Regions from separate parts of the Homo sapiens genome. Here regions 1 and 2 are each linked to region 3. A link is a contact called in ENCODE Hi-C or POLR2A ChIA-PET data. All regions are on one chromosome and are shown on one strand. The core of a region is the stretch at or near the end of the contact, and the rest is flanking DNA. Distances in the headings are between cores, read along the strand shown.

Region 1 (2,700 bases), core at 21-2,520, 130 kb after region 3:
CCCATTTGTAAATGAGAGATTAGGGATTAATTTTCTTTATTTAAAATATTTTCAACTCCATAGTTCTGATTTGAATCAGTCTGTCTATCCTAGCAGATGTAGCTTCTTGAGGAAGTCACAATATCTTAGAAATCTTCACATCATCTTTGGTGCCTACCTGTGCTTTGTACATAGAAAAACCTTAATAAATATATGTGCAGTGAAAAAAATTCATGAATGAATGAATAATTCCATATTTTCTTTATATAAAATACATCCAAATGTTTCATCATTATTTTTGTAGTTTAAGTAAAATATAACCTCCAATTCTGTATTTCTAGAGACAATATAATAAAAGGCAACTATTAATAGAACAAGTCATAGAGATTCAAGCTTTTCAACATTTATCTTTTCAAGCACCATGCAAACATACAAGATGCAAATTCATAGAGCGTGAAGAAACTAATTATATACTTGGTTGCTAGAAGGAACTCATTGAAGCTAAAAAAGAAACAAATTTAAGATAAACAGAGAAAAAGCTACCTAAAATAGCTAGTTGTAAACTGATAAAAATATTTTGAAAATCAGCATCTATCAAGCATTTTTTTTTTTTTTTTGAGACAGAGTCTCGCTCTGTTGCCCAGGCTGGAGTGCAGTGGTGTGATCTCGGCTCACTGCAAGCTCCGCCTCCTGGATTCATGCCATTCTCCTGCCTCAGCCTCCCAAGTAGCTGGGACTACAGGTGCCCGCCACCACGCCTGGCTAATTTTGTTTTTTTGTATTTTTAGTAGAGACGGGATTTCACCGTGTTAGCCAAGATGGTCTCAATTTCCTGACCTGGTGATCCACCTGCCTCGGCCTCCCAAAGTGCTGGGATTACAGGGGTGAGCCACCGCACCCGGCCCTATTGAGCTCTTTCTATGTGCCAAACACTGAACTAAGTTTTTTCTGTGTATTATTTTACTTTAATCCTTAAACTACTCTGTACAGTAGAATTAATTATCCTCCCTTGACACATAAGAACACCTATCCCCAGAGAAGGCACACAAATTGCTCAAGCTCACACAAAATATAAATAGCAGAGTCAAGATTTAAACAAGCCTGTCTACATCTAAGCCCATTCTCCTAACGACAGCACACAATTGCCTCCCCAGAGGTGATATAGCCTAGAAAATAACAGATTGTTTTAAATGTCTTAAAAAGACAAGTTATAGAATTAAAAATAGTTAAGTAGCTCATTTTATTGAAAGAAAAATGACCCATTTATACTAAATCAAGGAAAAAGGGTGGTTTGTTAAAAGGATTTACAAGGCCTGAAACAGGAACTGAAATTATGTCAGAAACTAAAGCAGCCCCGAGCGTTGACTGTTTTAAACTTTTTCTTTCGAAAAGCTACGTGGTCTCTTCCTCTCTCTCTCTCCTATTCATATGACAGCCCTTGCTTTCCCCTCACATCAGCTTTATTTTTCCAGCCTATCAACAATTCCATGGCATCATTTCACTTCTTCTTCACTGGAAAATGGTACGTTTTTTTCCTAAGTTCTAGATCAAATTACCAAGAAAAGTAATTAGATTTGTCCAGCTCATTTTGTTGCACAAGGACATGGATCACACTGTGTGTCTCCAGCACTCTGCTGGGAAGAGGATGCCCTGACCAAACATTAATACCTGGCTTTCCAGGCATATGCCTTTTTTCTCCCTTACCCCTGAGGTTACCTGCTCTCTACCACTCCACAATTCTTTTTTTTTTTCCTACAACCAAGTTTCTACAAAGAGTAGTGTAATTTTTTTGTCTCATCTTCCATTTCTCCTTATCTAGTAATTATACTTCCCATTTGTTCTTTAATCATTGATATCTGGATTATGCCCCCAGATGTCACAGAAAATGATCTTGTTTATGTTGTCAAAAATTATCTACCAGCAAAATCCAATTAGCAATGTTCAATCCTCTTAGTATTTGACTTCTTGGAGCCTCTAACATTGTTGACCACTCCTTTATTCTTAATCTCTCACTGTCTGTTTCTGTGGACCTATTATTTTCTTCCAGTTAATGTCATTTGTCCCTGGTTGCTCCTTTACAGGATTTCCTTCCTTTGCCTGTCTTCAAATGTTGGTGATCCCCACGTCTCAGTCATTTGCCCCATTTTCACTTTACCCACTCTCTATAGCGATTTTATCCTTGTCAGTGACTTCACCCAGAAGGCTGTTGACTTTTAAATATTCATCCCATCTCATGCAACTCCTCCTGAGTTCCAGCTGCATACTGGTAAAGCCCACTTGGATATTCTGCAAACATCTGAAACTATACCTTTATAAACCTAAACACATTATCTCATCCACACTAAATTTTCTCCAATTCCTCCTTGCATATTCCCCACCATAAAAACATCACCATCTTCCTCAATATGTCTAAGAAGGTTCTTCCTCTTCTTTATCCCTCACTTTCAATCAATCACTATACTGGTTAAGATTCTGATTACAATTAATAGAAACCAACTTAAGCTAAATGAGTGGAAAAAACGATCTGTCATAAAGGTACAATAATTCTTGCATAATCCAAGGACAAAAATGTACATGGGCCTTATGCATCAGAAACAGTTCAATGGAGTTTCTTCCTGTATGTATTAGTCAAGATTATCCAGAGAAACAGAATCAGTAGGAGATTAGATAGATAGATAGATAGATAGATAGATAGATAGATAGATAGATAGACAGATGATA
Region 2 (2,700 bases), core at 70-2,569, 69 kb before region 3:
TAAGGAAGACAGAATATATTTACTGTTTATTAAGTGGAACTAGATCATCATAAAGATCTTCATCTTCATTGTCTTCATGTTAAGTAGGCTGAGACCGAGGAGTTGATCTTGCTCAGGGGTGGCAGAGGTGGAAGAATATCTCTCTGTAAGTGGACCCACACAGTTCAAACCTGTATGGTTCAAGGATCAACTGTACTATTCAGAAGAAGTCCATTGCCTTGATTTGAAACATTTCAAAGCTTAGGTTATTCTAGTTTTGCTAATTTAGAGCACTTCCATTCACCAGAAGCATCTTTGGACCAGCAGATTAAAGATGCAGGGAGCAGCCAATGCCTTAAAGATTTTTAGAAATAATTAAAGACAGCATTAATGAACATATGGACAGTCTGGCTGAAGATGCCACCTTGCATAAAGGTGGCCCAAACCTTGTCAACTTTGCTCTGTTTTAACAGTTTTACATTTATTTAAAGTCTTAAGAGTTTGTGACACTTTTTGATTAAGTGTGATTAATATGAAGAGTGAAATAACTTCTGTAAATATAAGAAATCATTTTTTAACTCTTAGCTAATTCAATGGGATAAATAAAATAGTGAGCTTGATTTCTTTAACTTAAAGCAGTTATAAGGGATTAAAAGTGCCAAAAAATTTTTTAAAATACTATTGGGTTATGAACTCTTTTAGTGACTTTTATGTCTTTTTCCCTTGAAACCTTCACATTTTCTTTAATGACATCTGTTATTTTTATTATCACAAAAAAAGATAGAGAAAAGCAAAATGACAAAAGATATTATACAACTGGGTTTTATATCTTAAGATAATAAACACATTCTAATTATCACCTAAGGACTGATCCTCTGTAGGTATGCTTTCTATTTTACCAATCTGAACTTGCGGAAATTAAAACTTTTTTTGGAAATGGCTTAAATTTAAACAAAACATCATGTTAGCCTCAAGGCAGGATGTTGTTGTTAAAGATTAGTTTAGAAACACTGATCTCTGTGTATTGCTGCATTTCATCAATATTTTTTACTTAAGACAGTCTGACAGGGATGTTGTCCTTGGGTTTGAATGAACATGGAAAGATTTTGTATGTGTTTTTTGTTGTCTGCTTTATATATATATAATCACTCATAATGTATAAAATATTCATAACCAGTTAAAATATACGGAAATTTTGAAAAATTAGGCAAGTTATCTTTGCTCTCCTTATCTGCAAAATAAAGAGAGGGTTTCTAAAGTTCTTTGAGCTGTGGAATTCTCCTTCTCTGGGAACTCAACCCAGTAGCTAGCTCTAGGAGGAAGTTGAGAAAAATGCTATTCTCAAGAGTAGCCACATGGTGGTGGAATGATTCCTCACAAAAATGGTATTCAGCTTCCCTGAAAGCAAAATGATTACATCCCAAAATTGAGTTATTCAAGGATCTCAGGAGACATGTGACGAAAGAGAGGAGGCAGCTCTGCGTGCTTCTGGGTCCCAGTGAAAATAGAAACATAATGTTCCTGTACACAAAGTAGTTAGAACTCTACCAAAGGCAATTCATGCAACTTTATTTCCCTTCTGACCTCGTGTTTGAAAGATATTTTTGAGTATTAAACTGTATATTTGTAATGAAATAAAGACCCTCATTTACTGTGTGCCTCTGCAATCTGTATTCCTTTAGCCTCAGTCAGCTATTTCTTGGCCTTGCATCGCCTCTAGCTGTGCCCTAATTCTTCTCCTTTCGTTTTCAGCTAAGTAAACTGTATTCATGACTGTAATTCATTTACACTTCAACACATCACGGTTCGGAGCCTAGACTCACTTCTAAAGGTCACCAATGAACTTTGTATTGCGAAACCCAAGGATGCTTTCTCAGTCCGTATCTTACGCCCTATCTTAAAACCCTCTGGTTTAGTTTCTTGACTCCAATCTGTCCTGGCATTCCTCTTGCTTCTTTGAGTGATTTCTTTCTTGTCTTTTGGGGCTCTTCCTCTTCTGTGTGTCCAGTAACTACAATAACCCAGGTTTCTAACATTACCCCAAAGTCTCCATTTCTTTACATACTTTGCTTGAGGAATTTCATCCTTGTCATTGTTTCATTTATAACTGGAATGACAACTAATGTCAAACTTAATCTTTACCCTAGAACTCATATGTAATCTTTAGCTTGATATGTCCCAGAAGAATCTCAAACTCAACATACCTGGAACTGTCTTCATTGTTGTTCTCTGTTCACCAATGGTTCCTTTATTTCTAGCTTAATTACTGGCATAACCATCTTGTTGCCCAAACCAGAGATTAAATAATTATGTAAGACTTCTCATTGTCCTGGGCCTTCTACATCTAGGCAATCAGCAAGGTCTAATGGTTTTAGCTCATAACTATTTTTTAAATCTGTTTTCAGGCTCATCCCCAATAACGATTTCCTTACTTAGGTCCTTGTCCTCTCCTTGGAACATCGCAATCTGTAGTTTCCTTTCTCCTGACTTGCTTCCCTTAAATCTGGTCTCTACAACGTAAGGAGCATACTTTTTCTAAAAGCAAAACCCAATCATTTAACCTCCTTGTGTAAACATTTTTAATGGTTCTTCATCATTTACAGATTAGAGTACAAAGTTCTTAATATAGTTTACAAAACCCCAAATGCCTGGCTTAGTCTCTCCAGTCACTTCCCATCTCATCTCTCACCAGTTCTTGTTTCACAACATTATAGTCTAGTG
Region 3 (2,700 bases), core at 58-2,557:
AAAATACTAAAATATAAATTAACATTTACAAAGAACTGCAACCAAATGACCATTAAACAAATACTTTCTGAAGAAAAGATGTAAAATGAATCAAAACATAAAAATTATAAAACAGTCTTATGATCTTATGATATACATAAATTACCTTTATGTTTAAAAAATCAGTAACTGGAAAGTTGTTATTTTCTGCCAATTTGTGATTTTAACCAATTTGTTTTGGTTTGTAAAGAAAGGGGTGGAAGAATACATAGCAAACGGATAATACTGTCCACTTCAGGGAAAGGATCAGCAAGGGACACAATGTTTTATTCGCTTGTATTGGTTTTCAGCCAATTTATGATTTTAACCAATTTGAGCAATTCAGTTGGATGGAGAAATTTTAGCTGTAAAATCAATACGAGAAAGTTGTTCATTTTCCCCAATGCTGATACAAGATCAAAAGACTTTCACATGCATGATTTCCAAAATGACTCAGTGAAATATAGAAATAAGACCTTAGAGCTGATGATTGACTGGTAGAAGGGGGTTTTCATTCTCTTATCTGGTGTAGCATGCCTTTGGATGTCCCTGTGTTTTAGGGCAGTATAAACAGTATTAATACATGATGACTTGGCTGTTGAACAAAAAGGGCCTGAGATATGGGCAATTGTGTGGTGAGAGGTATTCTTCAAAGACAAGCTCTTCAAGATGATTTCCTGCAGAGAATCCTATCAAGCCTGAATGAACAATGCAAGGGGTGACTGTCTTACAAGCTTCAGCGCAAAACATTTTGGTACCACAGTCTGTGGGTTGTTCACCTGCAGGACAGTAGCAAGGTAAGTCATAATAAAGCACTCTAGTGAAAAAAGAAGTGTCCACACAAGCTGAAGAGCAGATATGGGGTGTGTCAACAACACTGTCATATGATATGTGTTCCAAATTTCTTTGGTGGAAACACAGATGCAAAGATATTAACCGAAAGAGAGAGAAAAAGAGAGAGAGCGCGAGAGAGCGCGAAAGCCAGCTGAAACATTTTTATAGATCATTATGATATTAATTCCCCAGACTCAATACCACCAAAACTAGAAAAGGAAACCTGATCAAATTCTTTGCAAATTCTGAGTCATGAAAAACTTGTGAATAGTACTGTACATTTCAGATTACTAAATTAGAGCTCATCGGAGGATTTATATGACTGGTTACTGGTGAAAAGATCAGAGAATGTCCTTTCATCCATCAGTACTAACTGAAAAGGGAGTCGATTTTTTATAAGCAAAGGCAACAGGCTGAGCCATGTGTATTTCCTGAGGTGTTGCTTTGACATTTGAAAGTGAAACTCGACACTAGAAGCTTAGATGCGTCCGGTGAAAAACAATCTGTGAGCTGTGAAACTGCAAAACAATTCTGTGGATCATTCAGTAAAGTCATTTCTTCCTTTGGTTTCCTTTAACAATAGTACTATGATATTGACAAACTTGCTCTATTTGGGTGTTTTCTTTCTATTTTCTATTCTTTTGAGTGTTAATGAATTAAGGTGTCCATGAAATTAAACTTTTGGTGATAGAAATATAATTATTATAACTTTTATATTTACTAAAACTCTCTGCTTAATAAAATTTATGAAGGTAATGTATGTTTGGTGTAAGTCAAACAAATACAAGTGAATAAAATATTGTCTCCCTTGCTGATCCTTTCCCTGAAGTGGACAATATTATCAGTTTGCTATGTATCCTTCCACACTTATATTTATGTCTATAAAATGTATGTGGATTAATTTGCAAAAATGGCGAAGCATTCTTCTCATCCCTGTAGCATCTCCTTTTTGTAGTGCAGCTTTACTGCTCCTCCCACCAAGGAGTGGAGTCTATTTCTTCACCTTTTGAACTTGGGCTTGGCAGGGATGAATTCCTTTATATCACTGGGACATGACAAACAAAAATGATGACAAATGTGACATTGGGACAACAAATATGATGAAAACCACTTGCCTTGGGGCTTGTCATAATCACCATGGGAATTCTATTGTATCCATAGTTATGCATACAGCCCTCTAAATCATGAAACACAGTAATGTGTTTAAAAAGATTTCTGAAGTCATTGGTTTGAAGGAATAGATCTTGTAACAAGTGTTGTGGGATCTTGGGATATATATGCAATAAAATCTCTGAAATCTTTAGCTATTCACCTGTAAATATATGCTTTATTTTTAAGAGGACAAGAATTGTTATATGAGTCATGTAAGAATATATGATCCCTTTCCTTTAAAGGCTTTTGAATATAGCTGAAAAGATGAAGGTATTACAACACTCGCTTTTCATGTTTTTATACTCTATTCTCCATTTCAGCCAGTGCTCCATTCCCACAAATTTCCAAGTTTCCCATGCTTGCTTCGTCTTCTCATCTTGTAGGGACCATATAGGAGAGTGATGTGATAAATTAATTTACACTAACATGACAGGATTTTATTGGTTATTCTTTTGATGTGTATAATTGCCTTTTAAAAGAAACCTGGAGAGAGACTAACTAGAGCTTAATTGAAAGGCATGAAGTGATAATGATGGAATTTTAGGCCATAAATATCTGAATGTTGAAAGTTTACACCCAATTTCTTCCACCTGTCAGCCTGCCCTTAATACCTTCTTAGATAAAACAGTATTATTCCTTACTCCAGGATTAAATTATATGTAATTTGAGATACAATTTTTTTTATTTTATTAACAG

The links. Hi-C counts contacts between places; a loop is a spot of excess contacts on that map. ChIA-PET counts read pairs that join two places held with the same protein, here RNA polymerase II (POLR2A). Pooled maps may share reads with other maps.
Region 1: a loop to region 3 is called in a map with no recorded cell type, with 6 times the contacts of the local background. The contact joins two enhancer-like sites. A Hi-C loop is called at or near these places in 5 of 37 single-sample maps with no recorded cell type and 6 of 50 pooled maps. POLR2A ChIA-PET finds 5 or more read pairs at or near these places in 1 of 52 experiments (activated naive CD4-positive, alpha-beta T cell).
Region 2: a map of PC-9 shows a loop between it and region 3 (4-fold over the local background). The contact joins two enhancer-like sites. A Hi-C loop is called at or near these places in 12 of 168 maps with a recorded cell type or tissue (B cell, CD4-positive, alpha-beta memory T cell, CD8-positive, alpha-beta T cell and 8 more), 27 of 37 single-sample maps with no recorded cell type and 18 of 50 pooled maps. POLR2A ChIA-PET finds 5 or more read pairs at or near these places in 18 of 52 experiments (AG04449, AG04450, BJ and 13 more).

The regions. Positions count from the first base shown.
Region 1 is chr1:173,019,246-173,021,945 of GRCh38, forward strand. No RefSeq gene overlaps it. Among named protein-coding and RNA genes, the nearest start is that of TNFSF18, 30 kb to the right of the region's middle. Within about 2 kb of position 1,271, at least 4 of the 41 ENCODE cell types and tissues checked have a DNase peak (open chromatin) inside an H3K27ac peak, as active enhancers do.
Region 2 is chr1:172,824,857-172,827,556 of GRCh38, forward strand. It overlaps LOC105371618 (a long non-coding RNA gene), which reads right to left. Exons shown (of 3, transcript XR_007066734.1): 3 at 269-333. Among named protein-coding and RNA genes, the nearest start is that of FASLG, 170 kb to the left of the region's middle. Within about 2 kb of position 1,320, at least 9 of the 41 ENCODE cell types and tissues checked have a DNase peak (open chromatin) inside an H3K27ac peak, as active enhancers do; they include endothelial cell of umbilical vein and natural killer cell, where a contact is called at or near this core.
Region 3 is chr1:172,894,049-172,896,748 of GRCh38, forward strand. No RefSeq gene overlaps it. Among named protein-coding and RNA genes, the nearest start is that of TNFSF18, 160 kb to the right of the region's middle. Within about 2 kb of position 1,308, at least 7 of the 41 ENCODE cell types and tissues checked have a DNase peak (open chromatin) inside an H3K27ac peak, as active enhancers do; they include endothelial cell of umbilical vein and natural killer cell, where a contact is called at or near this core.